4 separate regions of the Homo sapiens genome follow, and all the other regions are linked to region 2. A link is a loop called in an ENCODE intact Hi-C map of the cell type or tissue named here. Cell type or tissue: PC-9. All regions are shown on one strand. Links, peaks and the distances in the headings refer to the core of each region. The heading gives the core; the rest is flanking DNA.

Evidence for each region. A loop is a pair of places that touch in the nucleus more often than their neighbours do. Peaks named below come from ENCODE experiments on the same cell type or tissue, not always from the same donor. Only the 100,000 strongest peaks of a DNase experiment are listed, where the experiment ranks them.
Region 1: a loop joins it to region 2, with 5 times the contacts of the local background. A loop is called at or near these places in 32 of 110 quality-filtered maps.
Region 3: it touches region 2 in a loop (2.4-fold over the local background); 2 of 110 quality-filtered maps call a loop at or near these places.
Region 4: a loop joins it to region 2, with 4 times the contacts of the local background. A loop is called at or near these places in 11 of 110 quality-filtered maps.

What each region holds. Positions count from the first base shown.
Region 1 is chr9:121,222,168-121,229,910 of GRCh38, forward strand. It overlaps a transcript of GSN not described here. Among named protein-coding and RNA genes, the nearest start is that of RAB14, 24 kb to the left of the region's middle. In PC-9, for the core only: no CTCF peak of the experiment used is centred there; a DNase peak (open chromatin) is centred at 4,164; H3K27ac peaks cover 1,084 bases.
Region 2 is chr9:121,283,684-121,291,426 of GRCh38, forward strand. The region is part of intron 2 of GSN (gelsolin); the gene reads left to right. GSN-AS1 (GSN antisense RNA 1) reads right to left here and starts at 1,847. Exons shown (of 1, transcript NR_103560.1): 1 at 1-1,847. RefSeq lists enhancers at 1,074-1,574, 2,389-3,588 and a silencer at 3,728-4,022. In PC-9, for the core only: CTCF peaks have their summits at 3,907 and 4,106; DNase peaks (open chromatin) are centred at 3,478, 3,868 and 5,798; H3K4me3 peaks cover 956 bases; H3K27ac peaks cover 3,777 bases.
Region 3 is chr9:121,471,280-121,479,022 of GRCh38, forward strand. The region is part of intron 1 of GGTA1 (glycoprotein alpha-galactosyltransferase 1 (inactive)); the gene reads right to left. Among named protein-coding and RNA genes, the nearest start is that of GGTA1, 25 kb to the right of the region's middle. RefSeq lists an enhancer at 1,044-1,606. In PC-9, for the core only: no CTCF peak of the experiment used is centred there; no DNase peak of the experiment used is centred there; H3K27me3 peaks cover 4,154 bases.
Region 4 is chr9:121,231,395-121,239,137 of GRCh38, forward strand. It overlaps a transcript of GSN not described here and the pseudogene LOC645482. Among named protein-coding and RNA genes, the nearest start is that of GSN, 33 kb to the right of the region's middle. In PC-9, for the core only: no CTCF peak of the experiment used is centred there; a DNase peak (open chromatin) is centred at 3,187; H3K27ac peaks cover 3,570 bases.

The sequences.
Region 1 (7,743 bases), core at 1,741-6,740, 62 kb before region 2:
AGTAACAGGCAACTGAAATGTTTTCCACCTACCTCTGCCATGATATCCTTTGTAAACATTTTTGTGTTCATTCTTTCAAGTTTTCTCTAAGAAATAGAAAGACAAACATCTTTTTAATGAAGATAGGATCATACTAGAAATAGTTATAATTTTTAAAAGGTAAAATCATGACTCTTAAAGAAATATAAAATGAGTGCTTGTCAAAGATTTTATTTTACTCGATTATTAATGAAATAATATATTAAAGCCAGTTCAAAGGAGAATCTGATTAACAGACAAGTATATATAGGCAATCAAGAATGCAGAAATAAATTTGATAGATGAAAAATTGGTTATTATTTTTAGGGTAATAAAATGCGATGTTTGGAATTGTCTCTGTACATTTATTTATTGTACATTTATGGGACAAAATTTGCATTTCCATGGGCAAGGATAATTTGCATTACAATTACCTCTAGGGGGCGTATCTGAGTCTCACAGCACCAACGTATGTTAGCAGTGGTGAATCCATATGGATCTGCATCAACCTCAATTCCTGCCTCCTCAGGAGAAAGAATTTTTCTGAGGTGTTTAAGGCAGAGTAAGAGACTGAGGCAAATTTTAGAGCAGGAGTAAAAGTTTATTAAAATTTTCTAGAGCAGGAACCAAAGGAAGTAAAAAGCTACACTTGGAAGAGAGCCAAGTGGGTAACGTGAGAGAGTCCAGTGTGTGGTTTGACCTTGGACTTGGGGGGGGGTCTTACACATTGGCATGCTGGCAGGGTTGCGTTACTGTTCCCCTGATTCTTCCCTTTGGGTGCGTTGTCTGCATGCACAGTGGTCTGCCAGCACTTGAGAGGGGCGCATGTGCAGTGTGTTTACTGAAGTTGTGCACATGCTCACTTGAGGCATTTTTTTCCCTTACCAGTCCGGCGTTCCTACAGGAGGGACATATAGCCGTTACACTCCGCCATTTTGCCTCTGAGTGCGCATGCTTGAGCCCACTTGCCCAATTCCTGAGATCTTGTCAGGAAGCTACTAATCACCGGTTTCAGGTGTTTTCTATTGGGAAACTGCCTTTCCCTAGCCCTGGCTTTGACCAATTCTCATTTTAGAGAGATAGTATAATAACCACCTGATGATCACCTAACATTCCGAGTGAGAGGGGTCCCTCTCCTGCCCTGCTCATGTCTGACTAACTACCTACTGTAACATTACTATTACTTTTCTAGAACTCATAGACTTGTGAAATAGCCTAGTCAGAGACAGGGAAAGACCCCTATAGAATCAGGTAACCCCCAAAGGATCTAGACAACACAGAGTATGCCATTAAAAGGACACCTGATAAACGTTCACAATTTGTCACCAAAGTATATATCATGGTTACAATAGCTAGCTAATATTTGGGGAATGCTTACTCCGGGAGTGTCAGGCACTGTTTTAAGTACTTTATATAAGTATTATGTCACTTTTTATAAGTATTATTTTACTTATAACGTACTTTATAAGTATATTATTATTATTATTATTTTGAGACAGAGTCTCACTCTGTTGTCTAGGCTGGAGTGCGGTGGCACAATCTCAGCTCGCTGCAAACCCTGCCTTCTGGGTTCAAGCGATTCTCGTGCCTCAGCCTCCCGAGTAGCTGGGATTACAGGCGTGTGCCACCACGCCGGCTAAATTTTGTATTTTTAGTAGAGACGGAGTTTTGCCATGTTGCTGAGGCTGGTCTTAAACTCTTGGGCTCAAGTAATCCACCCGCCTCGGCCTCCCAAAGTGCTGGAATTACAAGCATGACCAACCGTGCCCAGCCTGAGATTTTTTTGTTTTTGTTTTTTAAGAGAATTTCCCTACATCTTTGCCAATAATAAGTAATATCAATCTTTTCAGTATTTGCCAGTCTGATAGGTTAAAAAAAAGGTATATCGGTGTTATTTGAATATACATTTATTTATTTATTTATTTTTTAGAGACGGAGTCTTGCTTTGTCGCCCAGGCTGGAGTGCAGTGGTGCGATCTTGGCTCACTGCAACCTCCGCCTCCCATGTTCACGCCATTCTCCTGCCTCAGCCTCCCGAGTAGCTGGGACTACAGGCGCCCGTCACCACGCCCGGCTAATTTTTTAAAAAATTTTTAGTAGAGACGGGGTTTTACTGTGTTAGCCAGGATGGTCTCGATCTCTTGACCTTGTGATCTGCCTGCCTCGGCCTCCCAAAGTGCTGGGATTACAGGCGTGAGCCACCGCGCCCGGTCTATACATTTATTTTTATCACAAGAATTCAAGGGTTATGCAAAGATAATTATCAGTGCCAGAGATTACTTTGTTCCTCTTCCTCTCTCCCTAGTGGTAGAGCTATAAACTCAAAGTAAGGTACAAAAAGAGATCCATCTAAGGCCATCCTGCAGGTTAGGGGCAGAACTAGGATTCTCTCCAGGGTTTCTGGCTTCTTCCTGAAATAGAGCCTTTCCTGTGGACTTTCCTGCCACCAATGTTGCTTTTAGTCTGAATACCAGTGGGAATGACTGGGGACCCATCAGTAGTAAACTCGTCCTTCAGTTGGTCAATCAATAGAGATATGATTAGCTAGGCTACCTGAAAAAAAAAAAAAAAAGAAAAGAAAACTGAATTTGTATGTATCACTAATGGGCCAAACACTTAAAATAATAAATAAATAAATAAATAAATTTATTGAGACAGGGTCTCACTCTGTCACTTAAGCTGGAGTGCAGCAGCACAATCATGGCTCACTGCAGCCTTATTCTCCTGGGCTCAGGTGATCCTCCTATCTGAGCCTCCAGAGTAGCTGGGACCACAGACGCATGCCACTACGCTGGATAATTTTTAAAATTATTTGTTGAGACGGGATCTCCCTATGTTGCCTAGGCTATTCTCGAACTCCTGGGTTCAAGTGATCCTCCCACCTCGGCCTCCCAAAGTGCTGGGATTACAGGCATGAGCTACCATGCCCAGCCAAATGTAAAATAAATAAATAGACTACAAGAAAAATGAGTAAGTTAGTTCTGTAGTTTCTTCTATAATTTATAAAACAAATCATAAATGAAAGTTTTAACAAATTGGACTACAAAATGCTTTAAAATGTCTACATGACAAAACAAAAACAAATTTTTTTGTAAAAAGTAACTACAAATGGACTTGAAAGACAAAAGGAGAATTCACCCCAGATCCCAGTCTTTTAAACACAAAAGCACATATCCGAAATCATTTATGCTTTCACCACTTGTCAGGCCAATTATAGGATTAGCAAAGATAATGCCTGTGAGCCCGGGCTGTTCAAAGGCATTTTTCATCAGCCTAGGCACGGCTGTTAGAGCTGTCATTATGATCTTTGTGATTTCCAGCTCTGCAGCCAAAATCTGTCTGGAAAAAGCATCGGACATGGATACAGGTGTGAAGGGGGAGTTGTCCGTTAATCACTTTTCCTCCAAAGTGGAAAAGAACTCAGGTTTTCAAACTAGCCACACCCAGATTAGAATCCGGGCTCTGCAGCATTTGCCTTTCCTTTGATGAGATGTACACCATCTCGAACTCTTATCTCCTTGCTTGTAAAATGGGTCTATTGAGACCTGCATCTCCGAATGTTTTTGAGGAATGAATAAGATGATTAGCGTAGACTGCCCAGCACACAGCCTCACAGGTATTTTTTCTTCTTTTTTTGGAGACAGAGTCTCACTCTGCTGCCCAGGCTGGAGTGTGGTGGCACAATCTTGGCTCACTGCAACCTCCAACTCCCGGGTTCAAGTGATTCTCCTGCCTTAGCCTCCCAAGTAGCTGGGACTACCAGCACCTGCCACCATGCCTGGCTAAGTTTTGTATTTTTAGTAGAGACGGGGTTTCACCGTATTGGCCAGGCTGGTCTCGAACTCCTGACCTTGTGATTCCCCCCACCTCGGTCTCCCAAAGTGCTGGGATTACAGGCGTGAGCCACTGCGCCCGGCAGAGCCTGGCACTTATTAGACAATCAAAAAATGTGTGCTCCCCCTCCCATTGCCTTCTCTGGGAGCTCACCCAGGCTCTTCAAGTCATTCCTCCATCAATATTGGTTGGGCAAGTATGCATGCTGGATACTGCGCAGGTGCTGCAGAGACCAGCATTAGCATGGGAGAGGCACTTTCTCCTTCCTGGAGTTTACAGTCTCACTAGGACATCAGACACGGGACAGATAATTTTACAAAAACAAATTATTTAGAATTGAAGGAAAGCTATGAGGAAAAGCAACCCAGATTGTATCAGGAGCCTCTTGACTGAGTCATAGGGGATGAGGTGGCAGGGAGGTGTTCAGAAAGGTCCTCAGAGAAAGGGAACTGATGGATGGGGGAATTTGTGTTTGTTGGAGCCATCCAGGCTGAGAGAAGACCTGGTAAGGTCTGAACAAGATGGCACAGGGTTACCTGGGGTGAAATAATAAGAAATATAAGTATTGGTCTCTGCCCGAGTCCCTGGCACAGAGCTCCTAAAATTCTTACAATTTCCTGAGACATAGGTGAACTAGGAGCATCTTTTATTCTAATATTTGGTCTTTGACCCCAGCTCCTGACACAGAACTCCTAATTCCTTGGAATTTCCTAGGTAATAGGGGTATCTTTGTTTCAATAAGGCAACTCTTATTGGGCTCCCGGATGGGGGCTGGTCACCAGAAAGGCCAAGCCACTGTTAGAAGCTTGGCGCTTTCAGCCCCACCTCCATTCTCTAAAGAGGGAGAAGGGCTGAAATGCAGTTAATAATCGATCATGCCTACGTGATGAAGGCTCTATAAATATCCCTGAAGTATGAGGTTCAGTGAGCTTCTGGGTTGGCCAACACATCTGAGTGCCAGGAGGTGGTGCACCCCAACTCTATGGGGACAGAAGCTCCTGCAATCAGCACCTCTCCAGACGTTGTCCCATGTGTCTTCTCATCTGGCTGTTCATCTGTATCCATTATTTTAACTTTTATTAAGACACTGAAGGCTTGGCATGGTGGCTCACACTCGTAATCCTAGCACTTTGGGAGGCCGAGGTGGGCGGATCATCTGAGGTCAGGAGTTTGAGACCAGCCTGGCCAACATGGTGAAACCCCGACTCTACTAAAAATACAAAAATTAGCTAGGCGTGGTGGTGCGTGCCTGTAATCCCAGCTACTAAGGAGGCTGAAACAGGAGGATTGCTTGAACCCAGGAGGCGGAGGTTGCAGTGAGCCGAGGTGGCGCCACTGCCCTCCAGCCTAGGCAACAGAGCGAGACTCCATCTAAAAAAAAAAAAAGAGAGAGAGAGAAGACACTGGTAAACGTGTTTCCCTGAGTTCTGTGAGCCTCACTAGCAAATTAATTGGACCCAAGTAGGTGGTAGTGGGAGCCTCGATTTATAGCTCATTGGTCAGAAGTGTAGATGATAACCTACTACTTGCAATGTGTATCTGAAGTGGGAAACAGTCTTGTGGGACTGAGCCCTTCACCTGTGGAATCCAACACAATCTTTAGATAGATAGTATTAGAATTGAATTCAGTAAGAGGACACCTAGCAGATGTCCCCTGGAGAACTGCTTGGTGTGAGGGGAAATACACCCTCACATTGGTGTCAGACTGTTGTGTTGAGCGGTACATGAGAATAGATACACACTTCGGTTTTTTGGGTTTTTTTTCTATATTTAATACCTGGGGATACCAAGCAAAGGCCAGTGTGGCTGGAGCCTGGGCAGGGCAGTTGCCACTCAGGCTCAGCACTCCCAGCTTAGGAATTCTGGCTCCAGCACCCCACATGGATTCATCCCAGCTTCAGCCTGGACATCCCGGGGCCAGGAATGCACTACTTCTGGGGTGACCTGGTCCATATGGGGGCTAGTTAGTGCACCCAGAATTTCAAGTGCAGCCTGCTGGCTGCTGCACCACTGCAACCAGGAAGTGGACACCCAGCCGCAAGTTCTTGATCTTAACGGTGGTGCAGTCACTCACTCTCCTTTGCCAAGGCTCACTTTCCCATCTCTGATATTTATCCTGTGTTGTAATTACCTACTCAAATGTCTACCTCCATTATCTTAGGAAGCATGCCTTCCTCCTCCTTCTGTCCCCAGCTCCTAGCACAGACCCTGCACACCCGAGGTGCTGCAGAGAGCACATTTGTTGAATGAATCATAAACGATACTTTGCAAATATTTACTTATTTGATCTTGGATAACTGTTACCCCCCAGTTCTATGTTTTGTTGAGCATCTACTGTGTGCTAGACACATAGACACATTAAGTATAGAATCTCATTGATTAACATATATATATATATATATATATTTTTTTTTTTTTTTTTTTTTTTTTTTGAGATAGGGTCTTGCTTTGTTACCCAGACTGGAGTGCAGTGGTGTGATCTTGGCTCACTGCAACCTCTGCCTCCCAAGCTCAAGAGATCCTCCCACCTCAGCCTCCCAGGTAGCTGGGACTACAGGTGTGTGCCACCATACCCGGATAATTTTTGTAGAGATGGGGTTTCACCATTTTGCCCAGGCTGGTCTCAAACTCCTGGACTCAAGTGATCTGCCTGCCTCAGTCTCCCAAAGTGCTGGGATTACAGGCAAGAGCCACTGTGCCCGGCCCTTAGCCCTTTATTTTAAAAAAATTCAGATAAACAGACAAGTTGAAAGAACAGTACACACACATCCTTCATCTAGATTCAGTAATTTTGCCACAGTTTTTAAATCTCTGTGTGCATGTATGTACACACAGACACACATGCACACATACACACATGCTCGCTCTGTTTCTCTCTCTCTTCCTGAACCATTTGAAAGTTGCTGATATTAAGACTCTTCGCTTCTAATATCTTTAGCAAATATCTCCTAAGAGGAAGGCCGCTTTCTACATAATCATGATGCCATTGTCACGATCAATAAACATAAGACACAAAAGTAGTGTCTAAGAGCAGACCATGTTTGCATTCTCCTGTTGGCCTGATATATCCTTTATAGCTTTTTAATTTTCGTCCAGTAGTATAGAGAGCACATAATTCTCATAACTCTCAAGTCTCCATTAACCTGGAACAGTTCCCTCCCCCTACTTTGTCTTCAGTCTTTCATAATGAAATTAAAAATTTTATTATTATTATTATTTTTGAGACAGTCTTGCGCTGTCGCCCAGGCTGGAGTACAGTGGCGCAGTCTCAGCTCACTGCAACCTCCACCTCCTGGGTTCAAGTGATTCTCCTGCCTCAGCCTCCTGAGCAGCTGGGACTGCAGGCATGCGCCACCACACCCGGCTAATTTTGTATTTTTAGTAGAGTTGGGGTTTCGCCATGTTGGCCAGGCTGGTCTCAAACTTCTGACCTCAGGTGATCCACCCGCCTCAGCTTCCCAAAGTGCTGGGATTACAGACTGAGCCACCACGCCCGGCCTCATAATGAAATTTTGAGAAATCCAAGCCAGTTGTTTTATAAATGTTCCACAATTTAGGTTTGTCATTATAAGATTAAGTTATACATTTTTGGGCCAAAATGCTATTCAGGTGATTCTGTGTCTTTCCAGGGTGTCACACATGTTGTCAGCTTGTCTCATTACTGGGGATGCTAAGTTTTATCAGTTGGTTAAAGTGGTGGTTATCAGAAATCTTCATTGTAAAGTTACCTATTTATCTTTGTAATTAATAAGTAATTTCTGGGGAGACACTTTGAGACTATGTGGATCCAACAACTTCTCACCCAGTGTTTTAGCATTCACTGATAATTTTACCTGAATCAATTATTTCTATCATGGTTGCAAAATAGTGTTTTTCTAATTTCATCTACAC
Region 2 (7,743 bases), core at 1,743-6,742:
TTCATTCATTCATTCATTCATTCATATATTCATTCATTTGAGAGATATTTAGGCTCTGAGCTGGGTGTTGAAGAATCAGCAAAAAACAAGACTTTCCCATTCCTCATAGGTCTTCAGTAGATCATTATTTACACTGAAGATTAATTCTTGCTGTGAAGGAAACGATCAGGTTATGGGAGCGTTTGGGATTGGGTGGGAGTGGTGAGGTCTTATCTGGACAGATCAGGGAAGCCTCCCCTAAAAAGTGAGACCTGAAGAGGGAGAGGGAGGTGGCTGAGTGAGCAGGGAATGGAGGAGCCCCCTAGGCAGAGAGGCGACCTGGGTAAGGCTTTAGTGAGGGGGAGTCCTTGAGGAACTGAAAGAAGTGAGGGAGGCTGGCCAGGGAGGGGGGCGTGGCAAGAGGAGGGCCTGGGGGCCAGGCAGCACCTAGGTTATGTGGGCCCTTGAGTTTGGATTTTATGCTAGACCTCTGGGAACCATTGGAAGTTTTAAAGCAGGAGGGTGACTTGCCCAGATTTCATTATCAGAACCCTTGAAAGGGACAGACACAAGGACCATCCTGATAAGCCATGAGGGTGCAATTTTTGGTTCTTCCACATCAGGGTATCCTGATGCTGTGCCTTGGTACGGGGCTTGTCATTGGGCAGTCCTGGGAAATGTGCACTTTCCCAGGATTCTCTCAGCTCTTTGCATTTTTTAGTTTACCCGGCCAGTCCTTGCTAAGCTGCTGCAGTGGAGAGGGAGGTGAAGCAGACACCACCGGGCCCTCTGAGATCCACTCTAATCCAAGACGGAGACAGTGGAAGTTAACGCCCAGAGTGCTCTGTGATAAGTGCCAAGGGGCTCAGGGAGACAAAGAGTGCTTTTCCTTACTTGAGAGTCAAAGAAGGCTGAGAAGGGGGAGTTGGGCATTCCAGGCAAGAAGGCACCGTAGGCACAGGCTTGGCCGCTGGAAGAGCCCACTGCGCCTGGGGGCTAGTGAGCAGGAGTGTGAGGGTTGAGGTGGGGAGCTGGTTAGAGAGGTTTTGAATGCTGGGTTTCTATCCTCTGGGTACCAGGGAGCCATGGACAGGTCCTCAGCTGAGGAGTGACTTGATCCATGGGATTTCAGAACAATTAGTCCATGGCAGGCAGAGCGGAGGGTGGATCAGAGGACAGCAGCACTGGGAGCTGGTTGGAGAGAATGAGTACCATTGCTGAAGCCTTGTCACTCCCCCCACCGCACACACACAGCAACATCCTCAACGCCCCTTTCTGTTCCATACCTCTGTTCGGTTATCCCCGAATTGGCCGGCCAGCCTGAGCTGTCCAGAGCCCTTTCACAGCAGCACTGGGGTGTGTTAAACCCTGGGCTCCAGAGGCAAACAGGTCTGGGCCTGAAACATCACCGTAGCCCTGACTTGCTCTGTGCCCTTGGACAAGTCCCTTACTCTTCTCAGCCTCAGTTTCCACATCTGTGAAATGGGGGTGATAATGGAGTTGGTGATGATTAAACAATGGGGAAATCAAGTCCTTAGCACATGTCTGGTGTATAACGATGGCTGTGTTAGCTTTGTGTCCTTGTTGATTGTAATGGCCCAGTCCATGTTGTAATCTGCCCCTCAGGGAGTTCTTGTCTTTGGACATAAATCTGAATTCTCAACTAGAAACAAGATGTCCCCAGCAGCCCCAAAGGAAGCCTCTAGTGGGACACTGAGGGGATTGGACATGCTGTTACCCACTGGGACCCGGCACAGGGCTGGGCACACAGAAGCCTGGACTGGGTTTTATTTGTTCCTTTATCCCCAGCACTCAGCACAAGGCTGGTACAGCATGGCCAGGTGGCTGGGTTCTCAAAAATACTAAACAAAAAAATGAAATTAAAAAAAAATTATTAATCTTGGACATCATCCCCCAGCACCTTTATTTTACAGCTGAGGAATCTGGGGCCCAGAGAGGAACAGTGGCTCATCCAAGGCCACTCAGCTCCTCAGTGGCAGGCCCTGAACCTGTTCATTTCTCCCTGCTCACATGTTTATTACAATTCTAATTTTTGAAATCCTGGTAAGTTAAAAATGGCATCATGTCCCACCTCCCTAATTTACCTTTGGGGAAACTGGGGCCCAGAGAATGGTAGTGACTCCTTCAGGTCCTCAGAGAGGGAGAAGCAGGAAAAGGGCCTCCTCTCCACAAAGCATACCCCCACTAATCAGCAGTAGGCAGGCAGGTTCTTCCCCCCAAAATTGACGGCCTTGTGCTTAAGGAAGCAAAGTGGAGTGTGAACAATAGTTTCCTGAGGAAGTGTTGGGTTTTAATTGTGTTGAGGAGAAGAACCATTTCCGGAACTGTGTGTGCCTGTGATGCCTGCGGAGTTGGCTTGGCACAGCTATTTCCAGACTAATCCTGAGTCCTATTTATAGGCTGAGATGATTAGGTTGGCCTGTGTCAGGAGAGGCCCACATAGCTCCCCCCAGCCTCGCGATGGCCGAGGAAGAAGCCCTCAGGGGCAATTCTGACCCATGGGTGAGTAGCACGGGATCTGGGGTGGTCCCCGAAGCCAGCTCAGAGGAGGGACGCCAGGGAGACCCGAGGGAAAGTCCCGCTCCTGACTCCTAGTTCAACACCAGCCAGGCCCCCTGCAGAGATGAAACCAGTTCCAATTCTATTCTCTCCCTGCTTAAAAATCCTCAGTGTGTCCGGTCAGGCCAGGACTCCGTAGCAGTCAGACCCCTTCTCCCCGAGGTATCCACTGTCTCAACCCCAGCCATGCTTCTCCAAACTGTTTACGCTTCCTTGTGCAGGCCACACCCCCAAGCCTTTGCGTCTGTTGTTCCCACCTTCCCAAAAGGGAAACTCCATTTATCCTCCAAGGCTCTGCCCCAATGCCCCTCCTCCGTGGCTCTGTTGGGCCATGGGTGCTCCCTCCTTTGTGCTCCCAGGGCCCACAACTGCTTGAATGACTATTGGTGTTCCTGTTTGTGTGCCCTCTGGGCCGGGAAGTCAGAGAAAGAAAGGAGACAATTTGTGATTGAACAGCCACTGTGGCCATCATTCTCCTTACCTGTCTGATGAGAGCTGATCTTCATGCCACTGTGTACAGTAGGTATTTTTTAAAGGTGTGTAGAAGTGAGAGTCAGACTTCGGACTTCAGAGTCAGACAGCCCTGAATTCCTAATGGTGTAACCTTGGGCTGAACCTCTCTGAGCTTTTGTTCCTCCGTCTATAAAAGGAGACAATGCCAGCCATGGGTTTTGGGGAGGATTCAACAAGACAATGCTTATAAAGTACTTATCATCACAATGGGCTTCTATGAGCATAGGAGGTGTTATTTGCAGATGGGGACGTTCATTCCGGGGACGTCCCTATCTAGGGCCCCACACAAGGGAGTGGCTGAGACTCCAAGTCTTGGAGCCTCCGACTCCACCCTGTGTTCTCCCTCCCCTCCCTCTCTTGGCCCCCTGGGCCTATTCTCTTCCCCAGATCAGGGAAAGCTTTGTTTGGCGATTGTTTTTCCTAAGAAGTTTCCTCTGTGGGGCCTCTGGGTGACTCAGCCCTGAGTCACCGGGAGGCTGAGGACAGGGGGAGGAGTGGGAGGGAGGCGGAGGGAATGGAGAGACGAGAAGAGGAAAGGGCTCTAATTCTAGCCCTGGCTCTCCCACTGTTTGATCAACTAGGTCTGACCAGGCCCCTCTCCTGCCTAGCCTCAGTTTCCCCAAATGTGAAAGGAAGATGTGGGCCCAGTCCTGGCTGAGCCTCAGAATCAGAGGTTCCCGGGCCCCACCCTAGACCTACAGACTCAGAGGCTAGGGGTGGGGCCTGGGAATCTATTGTTTCCTGAGCTCCTTGGGTGATCCTGCTGCACACCTGGTCCACAGAGGTGTTAGGGAACTGCTCGGCTCAAACTGGCTCCCAGCTGGGCCTCAGAGCAGCTCGGCCTCTGATTGAACTTCACTGACCCACAGGGAGCGCCCTTCTCTTGCAGAATGCTTTGGCAGAATAGTACACAGGAAGCGTGTGGGCTTTTTTTTTCTTTTTTTTTTAAAAACAGCTTTATTGAAATATAATTTACATGATTTATTGGAGTAAATTTACATATAATTTACATACACATAATTCACTCAATTCAATAATGTTTAGTACATTTACAGAGTTATGCAACCATCATCACAATCCAGTTGAGAAGATTTTCATCATCCCCAAAAGGATCCCTCATGCTTGCTTACGTCCATCTCTATGCACACCCCATAGCTGACCACGCATCTGCTTTCTGTCTCTTTGTTGTTTTATTGTTGTATTTTTTGTCACCCAGGCTGGAGTGCAGTGGCGTGATCTCTGCTCACTGCAGCCTCAACTTCCTGGGCTCAAGCGATCCTCCCACCTCAGCCTCCCGAGTAGGTGGGACCACAGGCACACACCATCATGCCTGGCTAATTTTTGTATTTTTTGTAGAGATGGGGACTTGTGGTGATGCCCAGGCTGATCTTGAACTCCTGAACTCAATGGATTCCTCCCGCCTCAGCCTTCCAAAGTGCTGGGATTATAGGCATGAGCCACCTCACCTGGCCTGCTTTCTGTCTCTCCGAAGATCCAGAGCTGTGTTCATTCCAGCTGGCCCTGTGACCTCATGCAAATTATTGCCCTTCCATTACTCCTCTGTATGAGAGGGAATAATCCTACCCTCCTTGTAGGGGGTTGTTTGAATTTCACTAATGTGCACAGTGTCTGACGCACCCGAGGAGCTGGGCACGTGGGAGGCTGGTACGCAGGGCACAGGACATAACACAGATGCCCAGGTACGGTTGGCACAGGCCTAGCAAACATTTTAAAGCACTCACTCTGTGCCAGCTTCTTAGATTAAGCATCTTACATGCATTACCTACTTTAATCCTCGGTGAATGTGAGTATCAGTTTCATTTTATAACTGAAGAAACGGGCACTGAGACGGGAAGTCACTTTTACAGGCTCACATAGATGATAGTTGATAGGGCTGGGAGTCCATCTGAGAGCCTGTCCTCCCTAAACATCATCCTGTCCCCTTCCTGATGTGAATCACCAAGCAAGGGACAACACAATTCATAGATCCAGGACAAGGTTTATGGCACATACTTCTAAGGGGTGGGACCTGGTATCATGGACACGGCATTCAAGAGATAGTACATGGTATAGAGTCTGTCACAAAACAGACATCACATGGTGCATGAAGCATGACCCAGGGGTAAGAGGCATGGGATGCCGCTAAAGGGAGACACACAGGACAAAGCAAGAGGAACGCAGGGCCTGCTACGTGGCACAGTCACAGGGTATGTGACACTGGGCATGACAAACTCTATGATGCAGAGACATGGTACTTAGGATTTGAGACTTGAGCTATGGCAACTGGGCAGGCTCTTGGCCACAGTGGGACCCTTTGTCATCAGGGATCCTCCATTATGTTGGTGCCTGGGGCCCCAGCAAGCAACAGCAGGAACCAAGTTCCTCCTCCTCACAAAGGCAGTCTGTTTTTTTTTTCTTTTTTTTCTTTTTTTCTCCCTCCTCCTCCCTGTCTCTTTGGATGCCAAAGAGTGGGAGGGGCCCAGCGGAGTGGTGGCCAGAGTAACCCCCCGCCATCCCATCAGCTCAGACAAGGGTCAAAGCTTGGGGCCAAGCCCACGGCTCAGGAAGGGTTTGCCAGGCCCCCAGATCCCCTCTCTCTGAGATAGCTGTGAGCACCAGTGTTGGCTGGGGTGAAAGCCGGGTAATTTTCCTCTAAGCTGTCCTCCCTCCGCTCCCCTCCCTGCCTGCTGGTGCTGGCTGTGAGCACGTCTGCATTCCAGAGCTTAGGAGAGAGAGAACCTGCTGCTGTTAAGGTTGAGGAAGTAGATTGCTAACAGCTGCTGTAGGAGGGGTTGGATGTGCGGAAGAGGAGGCCGTGGATTGCAGGCTAACATTTCTTGAGCCTCTTGGCACCTGGCACTCACTACCTCATCTTGTCTCATTTGCATAAAGCCCCAGTAGCCCGGTGAGGAGACAGGCCCAGAGAGGCAAAGAACTTGCCTAAGGTCACACAGGGAGGCAGAGCCAAGGCTAGACCTTGGTCTCCCGGAGGCAGGCAGGTGAGGTTGTATAGAGGTGATGGCACAGGGGATGTTGTTGGGGGGTTAGTGGGCAATGAGACTGCAAGGGCTTGTGGGCCCCATATCACAGAGGACCGAACTCAGGAGTCCTGACTTCTTTCTGTCTGCACCGAGGTCTGCAGAAGGGATGATGCAATCTGTATGAGTGACAGGCCCAGTGCAGAGAGAGTTTAAGGGAGTGAGGGAGCTGATGTTATGATCCCAGGGAAAAGATGGGGACACCAAACCAGGACAGTGGCTGGAGTGTGGGGGTGAGAAGTGGGTATAAAGTGGAGAGGAGATGAGCTTGGTCTCTGCTCTGGTCTCAGCCTTTATGTACTGTCTTGGTGGGATGACCGTGGTTGGGTCCTGCCTCCAAGGGTATCCCAGAGGGTTCTAGAAACTCCCACATGGACAGGCACTTGAAGGATAGTGCTGGTGATTGGGCAGGTGCCTGGATGGAGGTGAGGCCTAAAGCACACCCGGGGACAGAAGGCAGCACCCACACGGGAGCCCAGCTTCGTGCCAGGGACTGTATTTTAGGTGCTGGATCTTGTTTAAATCTTCCGGCTGGCTATGATTATCCTCTAAGCTGGGGAAGGAAGAAAAGCATTCCAGTACTATACCTCTGTTTGGGTTAAAGGAGGGGAAAGTATTTTAAATAAAACCTATTAGAGTTAAAAGGATGAGTAGCAATAAAAATATCTTTGAATCTCTGATGGTTCTATTGTAGTCAAAAGTTTTAGATAAATTGTGAAGAATCTCTAATCATGCTATGTGGAGTTTTTCTCTTTTAAAAAATACAAGTTATTGTATATACTTAAGGTATATAACGCGATGTTATGAATACATTTAGATAGTAAAAAGGTTACTATAGTGCAGCAAATGAACATATTCATCATCTCAGCTGGCACAAAAGTAATTGCAATTTTTGCCATTACTTTCAATGACGAAAACTGCAATACTTTTGCACTGCACTAATAAAATCTGCTCATTTAGCATGAATCCCAAAATACAGTACAACTTATTCCCTATAGTCCTCATGTTGCACATTAGTGCTCTTTTTTATTTTTAAATTTTTATTTTTGTTATTTTTAATATAGAGAGAGACAGGGTCTCACGACATTGTCCAGGTTGGTCTTGAACTCTGGGGCTCAAGTGATCCTCCCTCCTCAGCCTCCCAAAGTGCTGGGATTACAGGCACAAGCTCTCTACACTTGTTCATTCCACGTATCTGCTACCTTGCACCCTCCATATCCTCATTCGTGGATTCAACCAACCACAGATCAGAAATATTAAAAAAAAATAAAAATTAAAAAAAGTAAAAATAATACAAATTTTAAAAACAGTGCAGTGTAACAACTATTTACATAGTTTATTGTTACATAGAAATTTACATTTACATTTTTATGTAACAACTACAGTATAACAACTATGTAAATAGCATTTACATTGTATTAGGTTTTATAAGTAATCTAGAGAGATTTAAAGTTTAATACATGGGAGAATATATGTAGGTTGTATGCAAATACTGTACTATGCCATTTTATATATTGGTGTACAGCATCTGCAGATTTTGGTATCTGAGGGAGGTCCTGGAACCAACTGATCCCGCGTGGATAGGGAGGGACAACTATTCTCTGATATGTCTCCCCACTGGACTTTTTTTTTT
Region 3 (7,743 bases), core at 905-5,904, 190 kb after region 2:
TACATGTTGTTTTTGGAGGTGGCTCTGCCTCCGGTATCAGTTAGTCTGTGAGCTTCCTGAGTGCAGGAGGTGTGTTTTATTCAACCCTGAATCCCCAGTGCCTCACATAGAGTACACGAGGCACTCCATTAATGTTTGCTGAGTGAATGAAATCAAATAAGAATGATACTTAAATTTGTTCTCTGGACACAGGTCATTTTCCAATTCTTTTCAAAGAGATTTCTTAGATGATTCCAGACTCAGATCTCATATCTTACAAACCCTTTATTATGAAATCCAGTTAAAGAAGAGAAAGAGTGGGATCTTCAGAAAGTGAGCTCTGTTTGGAAACAAAAAAGCTGGGCTGAATTCAATGTTATAACCCAACTTCCAGCTTTCCACACAACTGTGATGGGCAGTATTCCACAGACCCTGAGATGACGAGTTTGCTGGGTAAAGATAGTCTCAGGCCTCTTCCCTCTAAGTACCATATGAGCCAGCACATACAGCCCCAGACCCGTGGCAAAGTCAGAAAAGGCAGATGGCTGCAGGCAACTCATCCCCCACTGCTGAGAAAAGTCACTAGAGTCTGCATCCGAAGCACCAGCATTGAGTGCTGGAAAAGTCTTAGTTTCGGGTGCAAAAACCTAAGGCTGTGGCCACCTCTCTGTGCCGATGTCCTCACTTCCAGAGAAGTGGGGATGGTGGTAGCCACAGGCTTTGGAGTGATGTGGGGATGTGAGTCTCAACTTTGACAAATGAAGCTGGGTAACCCTGAGCAGTGGCCCTCATCAACAACTCCAGAAAGCTCTGAAAACCCAACACCTTTTTGTAATTCAATTGGCATCAAGGCCCTAACTGACATGAGGCCATTTATAATCTTTATCCCACTGAGTGAGGCTGTTTAAACATTTCTATGCATAAATATTGATGTATTTTATTATGTGGTGCTGCTGCACCAGGAATGTTATATATGATACATAATCCATGTCCAAAAAATTCTGAATTCCAACACATCTGGCCCCAGGGTTTCAGATAAGGGATTGTGGACCTCTACTGGATCACATTAAATTAATAGTGATGATTACAAGAGATAATGTTGCCCATAAAATATTTAGCACTGTGCCTGGCATCGTATAAATGCAGAAGAAAAAAAAAAGTCCACTAGTTCTTATTACTGATAGCCATAAAACAGGCTGTTGGGAGGATGCAATGAGATAGCACAGTGCCTGGTATTTAGCAAGTGCTCAAAACAGATTTGAAGGAAAGAAAGGAGGGATTTGGAATAAGAACATGTTATACAATGAAGTGCAAATAAATGCAAATGAAGGACTCTAAAGGTTTACCCATCTGTTCTGTGTCATAGCCTGATTAAGGATGCCTCAGAAGTGGGATGTGACTTTGATTCTCTTTGATCAAGCCTCAGGCGCTGCTACAACCCCCTATGTGTGCCGAGGAGGCAACAGAGAGGCTGGCTGTGTGTCCCAAGCCTTGCCAACCCCACCTGCTGAGGATCAAATGCAAATTGTAAGGAACGTTAGGCAGAGAAAGGTGAAAACTCTCACGGTTGGAAACATTGGCGCTTACATCAGGGATAGCCCGAATCAGACATACCTCCAAATCCCCGCTCCAAATACAGAGATGTTTATGATTTTTTTTTATTCCAAAAATTAGCATCAGAAGCAACTCTTGAAGCCCACTTCTTTCTGGAGCTTATCTATGGCTTGAATCTGCCTGCTTTTTTGCTGTGGTCAATCGTTACTCTTGTTTAAGACTTACAATTGGATGACCGGGTGCAAACCTGTAATCTCAGCACTTTGGGAGGCTGAGGTGGGCGGATCACTTGAGGTCAGGAGTTCGAGACCAGCCTGGCCAACATGGCAAAACCCCTTCTCTACTAAAAATACAAAAATTAGCTGGGTGTTGCGGCACATGCCTGTAATACCGGCTACTTGGGAGGCTGAGGCAGGAGAATCACTTGAACCCGGGAGGCAGAGGCTGCAGTGAGCAAAGATCATGCCACTGCACTCCGGCCTAGGTGACAGAGCAAGACTCCATCTCAAAAAAAAAAAAAAAAAAAGACTTAGAATTGGAAGCCGTCCGAACGAGCCAATTTTGCATCCTTCAGCAAAGCACTACAAATAGGCGGTGACATGCTTCCTGGAATCTGGAATCCAAGCCTCCAGGGAGGAAAGGTTGGCAGGGTGGCCAATGGGTCTTTTAAAACATTTTTATTTTTCTCTCTGGACAAAAAAATGAGGCATTTGGCAGCCATTGTGGTCTAAAAGTTCTTCCCTTGTGTGTTTGTCTCTCTGAATTTTCAACTGTGTAATTCTGAAGACTGGTGGTTCACTGTCCTACCCACCAGTAAGAAACATGGGTTTGGGCCAGGCACAGTAGCTCATGCTTGTAATCCCAGCACTTTGGGAGGCCAAGATGGGCAGATTGCTTGAGCCCAGGAGTTCGAGACCAGCCTGGGCAACATGGGGAAACCCCCTCTCTACAAAAAGTAGCTGGGTGTGATGGTGCATACCTGTAGTCCCAGCTATTGGGGAAGCTGAGGTAGGAGGATCACTAGAGCTTGGGAAGGTCCAGGCTGCAGTGAGCCGTGATCAAGCCACTGCACTGCAGCCTGGGCGACAGAGTGAGATCCTGCAAGAAAGAAAGAGAGAAAGAGAGAAGGAGAGAGAGAGAGAGAGAGGGAGGGAGGGAGGGAGAGAGAGAGAGAGAGAAAAGAAAGAAAGAAAGAAACAAGGAAAGAAAGAAAAGAAAGGAAAGAAAGAAAGAAAAGAAAAGAAAGTTCTAAAATTCTCCTTTCAAGGGGTGGAGCACAGAATTAGGACCTTCCAAGTATTAACACCCTGTCTTAAGTGGGAGAGTGGAACCCTGATGTCCCCTGGGTCCCACCCCTCAGAGGACTGGGTGAACTTGGCCAGCCCCAGTTGCACAGCCTGCAATGGTCCAGAGCCCTCCTGCCATCTCTCAGACCCTCTGCCTTAATACTCTTATACTTTCTCTCTGAATCCATCCTATGGCCCCAGACCATTTGTAGAACTCAGTTAACCAGAACTCAGCGCCTGCACTGCTTCCCAAATGCAAGCACTCTCACCCCCATTCCTGGAACGTGTGCAGATTATGCTAAAAATATAGAGGCATTTTGCAAGGCAGGGTCACATTGTACAGCCTGTCATTTCTCCACCTTCCTCACTCTACCCTCACCCTCCTCCTTTTCCGCTTCTGTTTCCTTGTAGTGTCAGACAGACTTTTCCATATGGCCTATAAGTGAATTCTTCCCTACCACCCACCTCCAATCCTTCTCACACAGAACAACACACACACCCTCTGAGAATCTCACAGTTCCACCCCAACAGGGCGAAGTCAAGGTAATTCGTTCCAAACAGAATTCCACTCTGAAAGGAATTCTAGCAGATCCTATCTTCTCCATCTCGTGCCAGGGGAAAAGGTGAACCTCTCAGCTGAATGCCATGCACTCAGATGCCATGGAAAAGCCATTATCTCAGAGAGCAGGAATCCGGCAGGGTGAAAGTGGTGGCAGGAGAAACCAAGCCTTCTCCGCAGGCTAAAGAATTCTCCTCCCAGCCTGAGATTCCTACATCAGGCCCCTAGAGCCCACCCGTCCTCCGCTTGAGCCTTAATCACTTTCAGGCTATTGTGATGGGTCCAGACTGGCACAGGCCCTGGCTCCCAGTAGGAGCATCCCAAGTGTCAGAGCCGTTTGAACCACAGCAACTCCATCTTGAATGGGAGCTGGGTAAAATAAGGCTGAGACCCACTGGGCTGCATTCCCAGATGGTTAAGGCATTCTAAGTCACAGGATGAAACCGGAAACCAGCACAAGATACATGTCATAAAGACCTTGCTGGTAAAACAGTTTGCGGTAAAGAAGCCGGCTGAAACCCACCAAACCAAGATGGCGATGAGAGTGACCTCTGGTCCTCCTCACTGCTACACTCCCACCAGCACCATGACAGTTTACAAATACCATGGCAATGTCAGGAAGTTACCCTATATGGTCTAAAAAGGGGAGCCATGAATAATCCACCCCTTGTTTAGCATGTCATCAAGAAATAACCATAAAAATGGGCAACCAGCAGTCCTCAGGGCTGCTCTGCCTATGGAGCAGCCATTCTTTTATTCCTCTACTCTCCTAATAAACTTGCTTTCACTTTACAGATTCACCCTCAATTCTTTCTTGAGTGAAATCCAAGAACCCTCTCTTGGGGTCTGGATCCAGACCCCCTTCCTGTAACACAAGTGTTTGGGGTGAACAAATGAGTAAGGAGAGTTCTGAGGCACTCCAGTTCTGCTCTGCCATGGATTCATTAACAAACATGGACTAGGCTACTGTGCTCCAGATGGTTTTTGGAACTGGAGATGCTTTACTGAACAAGATTATCATAGAGCTTCTGTTCCAATGGGAGTCAAGAGACTCAACAGGATATATAATGTCAGGTAGTGACAGTGAACAAAGAGAAGGAAAACAGGTAAGGGAATGGGGAAGGGTGCAGTAATTAACTGGGTATTACTGACCTTGGACAAGACTCTAGTCTTAAGTCCTCCAGATCCTTGATTATAAAGGAGAGTGTTCAGCTCCAGCATTCCAGGTAAAAATTAGGCTAAGAGCAAAGACTCTTAAATCAGCAGAGTCCTAGATGTACACCTTAGGCCACTTACTTTAACACTCTGAGCCTCTATTTACATATACAAAATGGAGATTCTAACACCCTCCTCAAAGGGTTCTTGAAAGCATACTGTGCCCATGGTCTGTTAATGCCCCCCACACAGTACCTATAATAATGATGATGCTTTTTAATGGGAGAAATTCAGAAATGCATGGCTCAGAGCTTGGTGTGAAAGCAGGGCTGTGAGTTCATCTGAGAGGGGAATCTTGATGGGCAGCATCTCTCAGAACAGTCAGGAGCGAGTCCACACGCCAACTGCATGTTGTGATAAAGTCAGCTCCATGCCCTGCTCTATCCCAGGAACACGGCTCTGACCAGACCAGCTGCACCTCCATTTGCACCCCACCCCACCTCCTTGCTCCACCCCTGCCTCACCCTGTCCCCAGCCTTGTCATAGTCCTGCAGGTCAGCCCCAGCACCAACACAGTGCCAGCTTTCTAAACTGGCGTCACGAGTTTCTCTGGCCTCAGACTCCTTGGCCCAGAAACAAGTCCTTTGGAGCTAAGATTCCCCAGTAATCCCCAGTTCTTCTCTGATGAACCCAGGATGTGCATGAGAAATCAGCCTCAGGGATGTAAACCTCATTTTTTGAGGGCAGTTCTTTTAGCCACATAGAGCTCACCCTGCTGCAGTGACCTACACGGGCCCCTTGGTGTGATGATCAAATGATAGGATTCATCAACTATCACTTCTCAGCCTTTTGGCTCAGATCATGCATAGGAACCACCAACCAATATGCGCTGAATGCAGAGGCTGACTTACCAGGAGCTAATGACGCTTAGGTGTCAGGGTCCTCATGTGCACAAGCCCCTTTGCAAGACTGGGCCTGATTTCCCATTAGGGTGAGCATGAGAAAGCCCCAAATGCTTCCCAGAGGTAGAGTGTTGCCTTGCCTGGGAGAGTCACTCTCTAGCCTCAGTGCCTGTCCAGGGGCTGCAGGCTGAGCTGGGGTGCTGACCCATTACCTGCACACCCACCTAGGTCCCAGAAACAACCGGTCCCAGGTGGACCTTGTTGAGCACCTGGGCCCCTCCTCCTTTGGCCTCAAGAAGAAGGAGATGAACTACACACTACTCTCTCTGCTCCCTGCTCAGGGGTCACTATGATCCAGGTCTCACAGCCACCTCGTGCTCCACCCAGGTTCGTCTGCCTCACTGTGCCTAGCAAGGATCCAGGGCTGAGTTTTCTCATGATCTGGCTGGAGCCACCTGAGAAACTGTCAAATGACTTAGAGAAGTGGCATCGCCAATAACAAATTGGGAAGCTAAAATAAATTGCTCTAAACTCTCAGTAATAAAAAGCACCCATTGATTAACCATGCCACAGGCAAAACTGATTTATCTGTCTTTTCTCTTTTATTGGAAATGATTCTAGAAAACTGTTGTCAGATAATGTGGCAGTCAAAGAGTATGTAGCCCAAACATGACAGGTGTATCAGACAGTTAAGTAATACTAATCATTTTTGTATTAGTTTTACATCATTTTCTTATGTCGTTGTTTTCTGGATTTTGTTATATTTGGAATGTTTGTCAGTCTTTGTTATTTGTTGTGATATCACTTCTCATATTCCAGATACTTACTTTCATACCTAACATTGCATTTGCAACCTTGCTTTTTTTTTTTTTTTTTTTTGAGACGGAGTCTTGCTCTGTCACCCAGGCTGGAGTGCAGTGGCACAATCCCAGCTCACTGCAAGCTCCGCCTCCCAGGTTCATGCCATTCTCCTGCCTCAGCCACCCGAGTAGCTGGGACTACAGGCACCCGCCACCACGCCCAGCTAATTTTTTTTTTAATTTTTAGTAGAGACGGGGTTTCACCATGTTGGCCATGATGGTCTCGATTTCCTGACCTCGTGATCTGCTCGCCTCAGCCTCCCAAAGTGCTGGGATTTACAGGCATGAACCACCACGGCCAGCCCATTCTTCTTCTTAAAGAGGGCTCCCCAAATGGAATCAGCTTCAAACCCTGCAACACCTGTATTTTCCCCAGTCAAGCCAGGCCAGGCCAGACCCTGGGCTAAACCCCTTTTCAGGAGTCTCTTAGTTAAGCCCCATGACAACCCAGTGAAGTTACTCTATTATTATCCCCATTTCACAGATATGAAAACAGAGGCTCAGAAAGGTGAAGTAACTTGCCTAGTGTCACATAGCATAAGGTGGTGGAGTTGGGGTTCAAATCCAGGGAGCCAGGCTCTAGTGCCCTCTCTTTTAACCACTCTGTTGCTCTAGAAAACATGAAGTCTTCTGCATGGGTTAATTGCTGTGGGGCCAGCTCTTCCTTGGACCAGCTGGTGAGCATCAGCTCAACTCTCCTAGCATTTCCAGGCACCTTCTGTGTGCGTGTTGTGGGGTGTCCTCACTCACAGCATCTTGTTTATTCCTCACAATGGTCAGTGCGGTGGCCTTAGTGTGGCTTTTTTAGCTGAGGAAACTGAGCTTTAGCAAAGGGGCATAGCTTGCCAGAGATCACTGGGCATGCCCAGAAGTCTTGGTGCCAGATTTAAAATGCCTGCCTCCCAGGCCCAGCCCTTGGCATAGGGATGGTGCTGGGTGTAAGGAGGAAGAGTGCCTTATTATCCTAAAACCTCAGTGAGCTGGTGGGTCTTACAAGGAAATGCTTCCACGATACAATTCACGGGGAAGCAGGGGAAGTGCATGGAAGGTTGTCTCCAGTTTTGTTTTTCATTATAAGGGTCAGAGTAAACAGACACAAGAAAATAAGAGACAGGTCTCAGACTGAATACATGGCCCACTGTCGCTCCAGCCATCTCAAATGGAACGACCTGTTCTCTGAAGTATATCTTACAGTGCTTTCTCTCGAATCCCCTTTGGGAAATCTAAAGGCTGAATCCAGCCAGCTTTTCCATGCTGCCTGGTCTGGAAATCACTGCAAGGGTTTTTCCCAGAGAACCAAAGTAAGATAAATGAAAGATGCTACACAATTCTGAGAGGGCTCTGCCTCCATCCATAACTTCACCCTGAGCCCCAAGACTTGCCCCCTGCTCCTGCATTAACAACTTAAATCCTTCAGGAAAAACTCCAGGCTGCAGCTTGGCTGCAGC
Region 4 (7,743 bases), core at 557-5,556, 53 kb before region 2:
ATTATCTACCAAGGACTCTACACTTCAAATAAGAACTGGGTGAAGGTAGCGGAGACCGAGCCAGCCCAGAACCAACTGCCTCAACTGAAGAAACTGACCAGAAAAGCCCTTTGAAGCTGTAATTAACTTCAGACATGATTTTGAAGAAGAAGAAGAAAAAACAAAAAACAAAATAACAGTAATGTCAGTGGGTATCAGAACTCCAGCCAATTCAACTGAGAGCTGGGAAGAGGGAAGAGAAAGTGCTGCAAATTTTCAACAGAGTGACCACAGAGTCCTACAGTATGAGCTCTCGTGGTGATGTAGCAGGCAGGCTTCTATTGTTTTAAAGATGGGGAATCATGAAAAAGAGAGAGAGAAGGGAAAGATGGGAAAAAATTTTAATCTTAAAAATATAAAAGCAGGCCAGGTGCAGTAGCTCACACCTGTAATCCCAGCACTTTGGGGTGCCAAAGCGGTCTCAGGAGTTTGAGACCAGCCTGGCCTACATGGTGAAACCCCGTGTCTACTAAAAATATAAAAATTAGCCAGTCATGGTGGCGGGTGCCTGTAAATCCAGCTACTTGGGAATCTGAGGCAGGAGAATTGCCTGAACCCAGGAGGCGGAGGTTGAAGTGAACTGAGATTATGCCACTGCACTCCAGCCTGGGTGACAGAGCGAGACTCTGTCTCAAATATATATATGTATATAAAAGCATTTGCAGCTATTCCAGATTAATATGGGAGGAAGTGATGGGAGAGACCAGAAGATTTGATAATCCCAAACCTAACTTGTTATAATGTGGTACAATGTAGACTGGTTTTCCTTGAGGTCAGGGACTGGACCTGCTTCATGACTGTCCAGTGCTGAGCACAGGGTGTGGCATCTGGTGGGATCTTAGGAAACATTTATGTAATGAGGAAATCTAGGAAATGTGATTGAAAATCTTCTTGACACCTTAGGGCCCTCACTATGATTGCAAAAATTATTAGTCTGTATAGATTAAAGCCAGGCTTCTGATTTATCTGGTGGGGCTGGTTAGTCAGTTATCCCTTTTTCACAGCCTCAGGCACTCTTGGCAGAGTTACATAAGTAAAAAGCCATGTGTGTATGCATGATAGGGATGAACGTATCAGTTAAGGGGCAGACTCCAATTTTGCAACCTTTTTAAAAAATATATTTTATTGTGATTAGAACACGTAACATGAGGACTACCCATTTAACAAATTTTCAAGTGTACGATATGGTATCATCGACTATAGATGTAATATTGTACAGCAGATCTATGGAGCTTATTCAATCTTGCTATCCTGAGCCAAGAAAATAAAAAGTATTTGTGTTTGTGAAATTGATTGGAAGAACTCTGCCAAAGGAAAGGCAACAGTTAGGTCTCAGGCAGGCCGGAAACCAAAACTCCATGGATCATAGAAGTAGAGACTCATGGGTACTTCCTTTCAAGAACCTCCGCTTTCCTTGATGTTTGCTTTGTGGCTGAGGAGACAAAGTGGCTCGATGGCACTCTCAGCTTACAATTCAGAGGAACCATTGTTGAGTCCCCTGATAGAAGTTTTCATCCCTTGGGCTTTGTGGTGGATTAAAGACGGCTACAAATTCCCTATCACTTCTCTGTTGAGAGGTGAAATGTGTTTCCTCAGCCCTTGAATACTGGGTTGGCCTGAGACTGCTTAACCAACAATATGTGGTAGAAGTGATGCTCTCTGTCAGCTCTGAGGTAGGCCTTTAATAAGACTAACAACCTCCTCTTCCTCCCTCTTGGAGCCCAGAGCTGCCACATAAGAAGTCCAGGCAAGCCAGGCGCGGTGGCTCATGCCTGTAATCCCAATACTTAGGGAGACTGAGGCAGGTGGATCACAAGGTCAGGAGTTCAAGACCAGCCTGATTAACATGGTGAAACCCCGTCTCTACTAAAAATACAAAAAATTAGTCGGGCGTGGTAGCATGCACCTGTAATCCCAGCTATTCAGGAGGCTGAGGCAGGAGAATCTCTTGAACCCAGGAGGTGGAGGTTGCAGTGAGCTGAGATCACGCCACTGCACTCTAGCCTGGGTGACAGAGCGAGACTCCATCTAAATAAATAAATAAATAAATAAATATCCAGGCTATTCTGCCAGGCACACAGAATAAGACCACTGAGGCACAGGAGGTCAAATAAAGATGCCATCTTTGATGTCCAGTCCAGTTAAACCTTCAGATGGTTCCAACCCCACCTAGCAACTGGCTGCAACCTCGTAAGAGACTCCAAGCAAGAACCACTGAGCTGAGCCCAGCCAACTCATAGAACCATGAGAGATAACAATATTTTACTATTTAAAGCCACAAAGTTTTGGAGTGGTTTGTTGTACAGCAACAGATAGCCAAAAGAGACCCTAAAACCTATAGCTAGCAAGGCCTAGAGTCTCAGGACAGGAAGTCTAACATTTGGAGAGCAGATGTTAGGTGTCACCTTGAGCAATTCCACCCCTTCGTTCCTGAAGCAATTGTTTCGATTGGAATTCAGTTTGCCTTCACTGAGCAACAGAAAACCCCAGACAATAATGCCTTGAACAAATCGAAAGTTTCTTTCTCTCACAAAAGTCTGGGTAAGTGATCCAGACTGGAATAGTGCTCTAAGATGTCAGGGACCCTGGTTCTTTATGCTTTTTTTATGCAATGCATGACCTAAGCCTCGTGGGTCAAGATGACACTTCAGGCAATAGGACAGAGGAAGGGATGCAAACACAAAGGGTGCTTTCTCCTGTAGAAGGTTATTTAAAGCCACCACATGTGGCTTCTTCTTGTATTCCATTGGTTAATATGTATCTCACGGCCGTGCCTAGCTGCAAGGGAGACTGGAAAATGGTATCTTGATTTTGGGTGGCCATGCACCCAGCTCTAAATTCTACTACTTCTAGTAAGAAAGGCTATTGGGAGACACTTTGCAGTGCCTGCCTCACTGCTACATCTTGAAAAGTAATAGAGAGACACAGGAAATGGCATCACATATGGGATGCTGACTCACAGCACCGATCCCTTCCGGAGGGGAGCAAGCAGTTATCTCCCCATGGGCACTGTGAGCCTCCACAAGGCCATTCTACTGTGCTATAGGAGCCAGCTGCTCCTGGGTCATGGGTGGGGTCTGTTAGGTGAAGAGTGAATCCCACAGGCCTTAAGTCACTGCCACTTTTGCCATGAAGTGAATTCCTTGATAAGAGGGAGCATCGTGTGACATACGATGACTAGGTAAAAGCTTCTATAAGCCCTCAGGCTGTGGTGCTGGTGGAGGCACGAAGGGCAGGGAAAGCAAATCCAGATAAAAAATAAATGTAGGGTTGGGCATGGTGCCTCATACCTGTAATCCGAGCACTTTGGGAGGCCAAGGCTGGAAGATCGCTTAAGCCCAGGAGTTAAAGTCTGCAGTGAGCTATGATTGCATCACCATACACTAGACTGAGCAACAGTGTGAGACCCCGTCTCTAAACAAATAAATTAAATAGTTAAATAAATAAATGTAGGACATTGCCATGAGAACAATTTGGCTGTTCCAGATGGAGTTAGTTCCCAGCTGAGAAACAGGGAGGTGTGGGGCAGAAGGAAGAGTGTTAGCTTCCTTCCTTCTCCATGAGAGGGAGGCGCAGAGGAAAGGCTGCAGACCAAGATGGTTAGTGGGTAGGAATTCTCCAAGTTCTCTCGCAAGCCCCAGATATCACCATCCTTTCCTAAAGGAAACCTGGCAAAGTCATGCCGTTGGCTGTCACTGAAATTCAGCAACTCCCCGAATCCGAGTTTGGCTTTAGCAATCTCGCACCCATGGCCCCAGTGAACAGTTTCCATCTGGCCAGAGAAAAGTCGTGAGTTTCACTTTGTGCCTTGTGGCAAACATCTCAAGACGTGAGCTTGTCCTTATCCTAAATCAAGATACCTGATGCTTTCAGAAGCAGCCACCCTACTGGTTTCCACATCTTTCATCTCCCTTTTAGGTGGCTGAGAATTTTAGCTTCAGCTTGTCCAAAGTCCCAGATTACCCAAAGAGATTATGTGCTTAGCCACTGTCTTCCAAGGGCTGGTCGTTCCTATTCTGGAAGACAATTAGGATTCTCAGTGCCTCTCTCCCTGTCCAGCTCAAGAATCATGGATCACTTGGAGGAAAAGCTAAGCTCCTGTAATAAAAAGGCAAACTAGAGTAGCCTATTTCCCCTTGAGGTGAGTGGCCCAGAGCAGAAGGGCAGCTTTGGTTCTTTGTCGCTCATTCTTCCCCAGGGCAGTGTTCTCTTCTGCATCGGTGCAGCTGGGTTCTGGCTGGTGGGAAAGAAGACAGTGGAGAAAGCTTGCTGGTTATCTTAGAACCCAGGCCCGGAAATGACACGTGACTCCCACTTCATTCCCCTGGTGAGAATTCAGGCACCTGGCCACCCTAAACACAAGCAAGGCTGGCAAAGACAGTCTAGGGGGACAGCCATGTGCCTGGCTCCTATTATACTTAGGCAAAAAAGTAGAATGGAAAGCCTTTTGGTGAACACCTAGCAGTCTCGGCCACATATTCCAAATAGCTCTTATTTCCTTGAGGGTCTGAATGAGTTTTCTAGGACTGCCATAACAAAGTATCATGAACTGGGTGGCTTAAAACAACAGAAATGTATTGTCTCACACTCTGGATGCCTGAAATCTGAAATCAAGGTGTCCACAGGACCACATTCCCTCTGAAGAGGCAATGGAAGGAGCTGTTCTCCAGACCGCACTCCTAGCACCTGGCAGCCACAGGTGTTTCTTGGTTTGTGGCTGCCTCACTCTAATTCTCTCTTTTTTTTCTTTTTCCATTATTTAACATGTTGTTGTTATTGTTGTTTGTTTGTTTGTTTTTTCCCCAAGACAGAGTCTTGCTGTGTTGCCTAGGCTGGAGTGCAGTGGTGCGATCTCGGCTTACTGCAGCCTCCACCTTCTGGGTTCAAGCAATTCTCCTGCCTCAGCCTCCCAAGTAGCTGGGACTACTGATACACGCTACCACGGCCGGCAAATTTTTGTATTTTTAATAGAGACAGGGTTTCACCACGTTGGCTGGTCTCGAACTCCTGACCTCGTGATCTGCCCGCCTCAGCCTCCCAAAGTGCCTGGATTACAGGCATGAGCCACCATGCCCGGCCAACATGTATTTTCATTTATATCCAAATATCACATTTTCTACATTAAAATTATACTGACTTCCCCCGTACCCTACACCCTAAGAGAAAAAAAGAAAAGAAATTTACACAATTTGAAAGGTAGAATGCATGGAGTAGGGAAGTTGCTATTGCACCTGAGTAACAAAGAACAGAGAGACCAAACAGTCAATAAGGCACAACTGCATAGAAGACAGCTCAGGGCTTGCATCAGGAAGGAGCAGGAATAAAACTCCAAAACTTCTAAGTGCCACCACCTGTGCCACAACATTACCCTGAAAAGGCAGAGGTAGGTCCGAAAGCAGAACCAAATCAGGGATTTTCCAAAGGCTGCTTCCTAACAGAGATTAAAATATCCACAAACATGAGAGCCTTTGCTTCTCACCTTGCCTTCAGCATCTGGTAAACACTTTAGAAACTTAAACCACTGTTCACATGTCAGAATGTAGAATGGCTATAGGTTTTTCTTTCTTCTTTTGTTGTACCCCAAGCAACCACTCTATTAATGATTTTAGTCATGTGATTCTTCTGCATGGAAACTCAGTAAAGGTCACCAAAGACAAGGCTTTTCACTGCTATCAGATAAATATCAGCTGTGCAAAAGTTGCAGGATTTTGTGTGTTGCTCAGAGAGGGAGAGCTGTAAGACACAGGAATCTCAATGCATATGTAATAAACAGGAAAAGGAAATTTCTTTTGCTCATCTATTTATTGTATAAGAAAGAGCAAGTAGGCAGTCAAAATCATCTGCTAGGCTAGGGGTGATGTCTCATGCCTGTAATCACAACACTTTGGGAGGCCGAGGAGGGAGGATCACTTGAGCCCAGGGGTTCAAGACCAGCTTAGGCAACATAGTGAGACCCTGTCTCTACAAAAAGAATTAAAAAATTAACTGCATGTGAGTAGCACATGCCTGTAGTCCCAGCTACTTGGGAGACTGAAGTAGGAGGATTGCTTGAGCCTGGGAGCAGCTGTGCTCACACCACGGTACTCCAGCCTGAGCGACAGAGCAAGACTCTGCCTCAAAAACAAACAAACAAACAAAACCAACCAACCAAGCAACCAAAGAAACTATTTGCTTAGAGCAGCAGCACAGAACCACAGGCACATCAACAACCCAAAAGAAAATGCTCAAGAAAGAGCATCTTGGCTCTTTTGAAAGGAGTCATCTTTTAGACCTGATCTTGCCCCTTTAATTTAGAGACCAAAGCATTATAACTCAGAGGCTGATACTCTTGAGGAGGTTGAGAGGTAAAGTCCAAGAGACCCAGATAATGAGGACATTATTAGGTAACTAACTATATCACTGTGTACAATGCAAACATCAATAAGAAAACGTCACCTGCATCCCTGCAGCTACTTTTAGCAAAGCACTGAAGACCCAGGTTTTCTGAATAGGGAATAGTTTGAAGTCTGTTAGCAGTTTAAAGCATTCAACACTGGAACAATATGTTACGTATTCTTTGTTTTTAATTATAGGTTAACACGGTAAACTCCAACACAAAGATGAGGCTAGGGGAGTGCTAAAGGAATAAAGAAAACAGAACCAGCATTTCACAAGTATATTAAGCAGTGATGAAACAGCAGCCAGTGCTTTGCAGAGTCTCAAGGGTAAAATTTACTTTGCTGCTGTGATGGTTAATACTTAGTGTCAACTTGATTGGATCGAAGGATGCAAAGTATTGTTCCTGGGTGTGTCTGTGAGGTTGTTGCCAAAGGATGTTAACATTTGAGTTGGACTGGGAGGGGAGACCCACCCTCAATCTGGGTGGGCACAATCTAATCAGCTGCCAATGTGGCTGGGATAAAAGCAGGCAGAGGAATGTAGAAGGACTAGACTGGCTTAGTCTTCCAGCCTGCATTTTTCTCCCATTCTGGATGCTTCCTGGCCTTCAACATCAGACTCCAGGTTCTTCAGCTTTGGGACTCTTGGTCCTTCGACCACAGACTAAAAGCTTCACTGTCAGCTTCCTTACTTTTGAGGTTTTGGGACTTGGACTGGCTTCCTTGCTCCTCAGCTTGCAGACGGCTTATTGTGGGACTATACTTTGTGAGCGTGTGAATCAATACTCCTTAATAAATTCCCCTTTATGTAGATATCTATCCTATTAATTCTCTCCCTCTGGAGAACCTGACCAGTACAGGTGCTCTTCAGCATATCTTTGGGGAAGATTAGGAACAGTTGCCAACCAGTATCCAAAGTCTCATAGACAGTGTGATTTTCATGAGGACCCTGAAAAATAAAGTTCCTCTCAAACTTCTGCAGAAATTCCAAGTCAAGAAGATCATCTGAGCTAAGGGCTTCTTCTCCAACTACAGCAATCATGGCTTGTACATCCTTCCCAATAGCTTGCCTACAGCTGGTTACATACATCTGCATGATTCTTCCTGGTCATCCCTTCTCCAATAGCAGACTTCATGAACAGTGATAGTTCAGGCAGCACATTGATAGGTGGGTAAATCTCTCTCTTGTGTAGCTGTCTGTCCACATAGATCTGTCCCAGTCAGTTCAGAGATGGGTGAATGATATCGTTGGCAGGCATGGTAAGAGTAGGAATTTGAGTAATTGAGCCATTTCTACCTTCTCCTCGACCTGCATGTTCATATATAG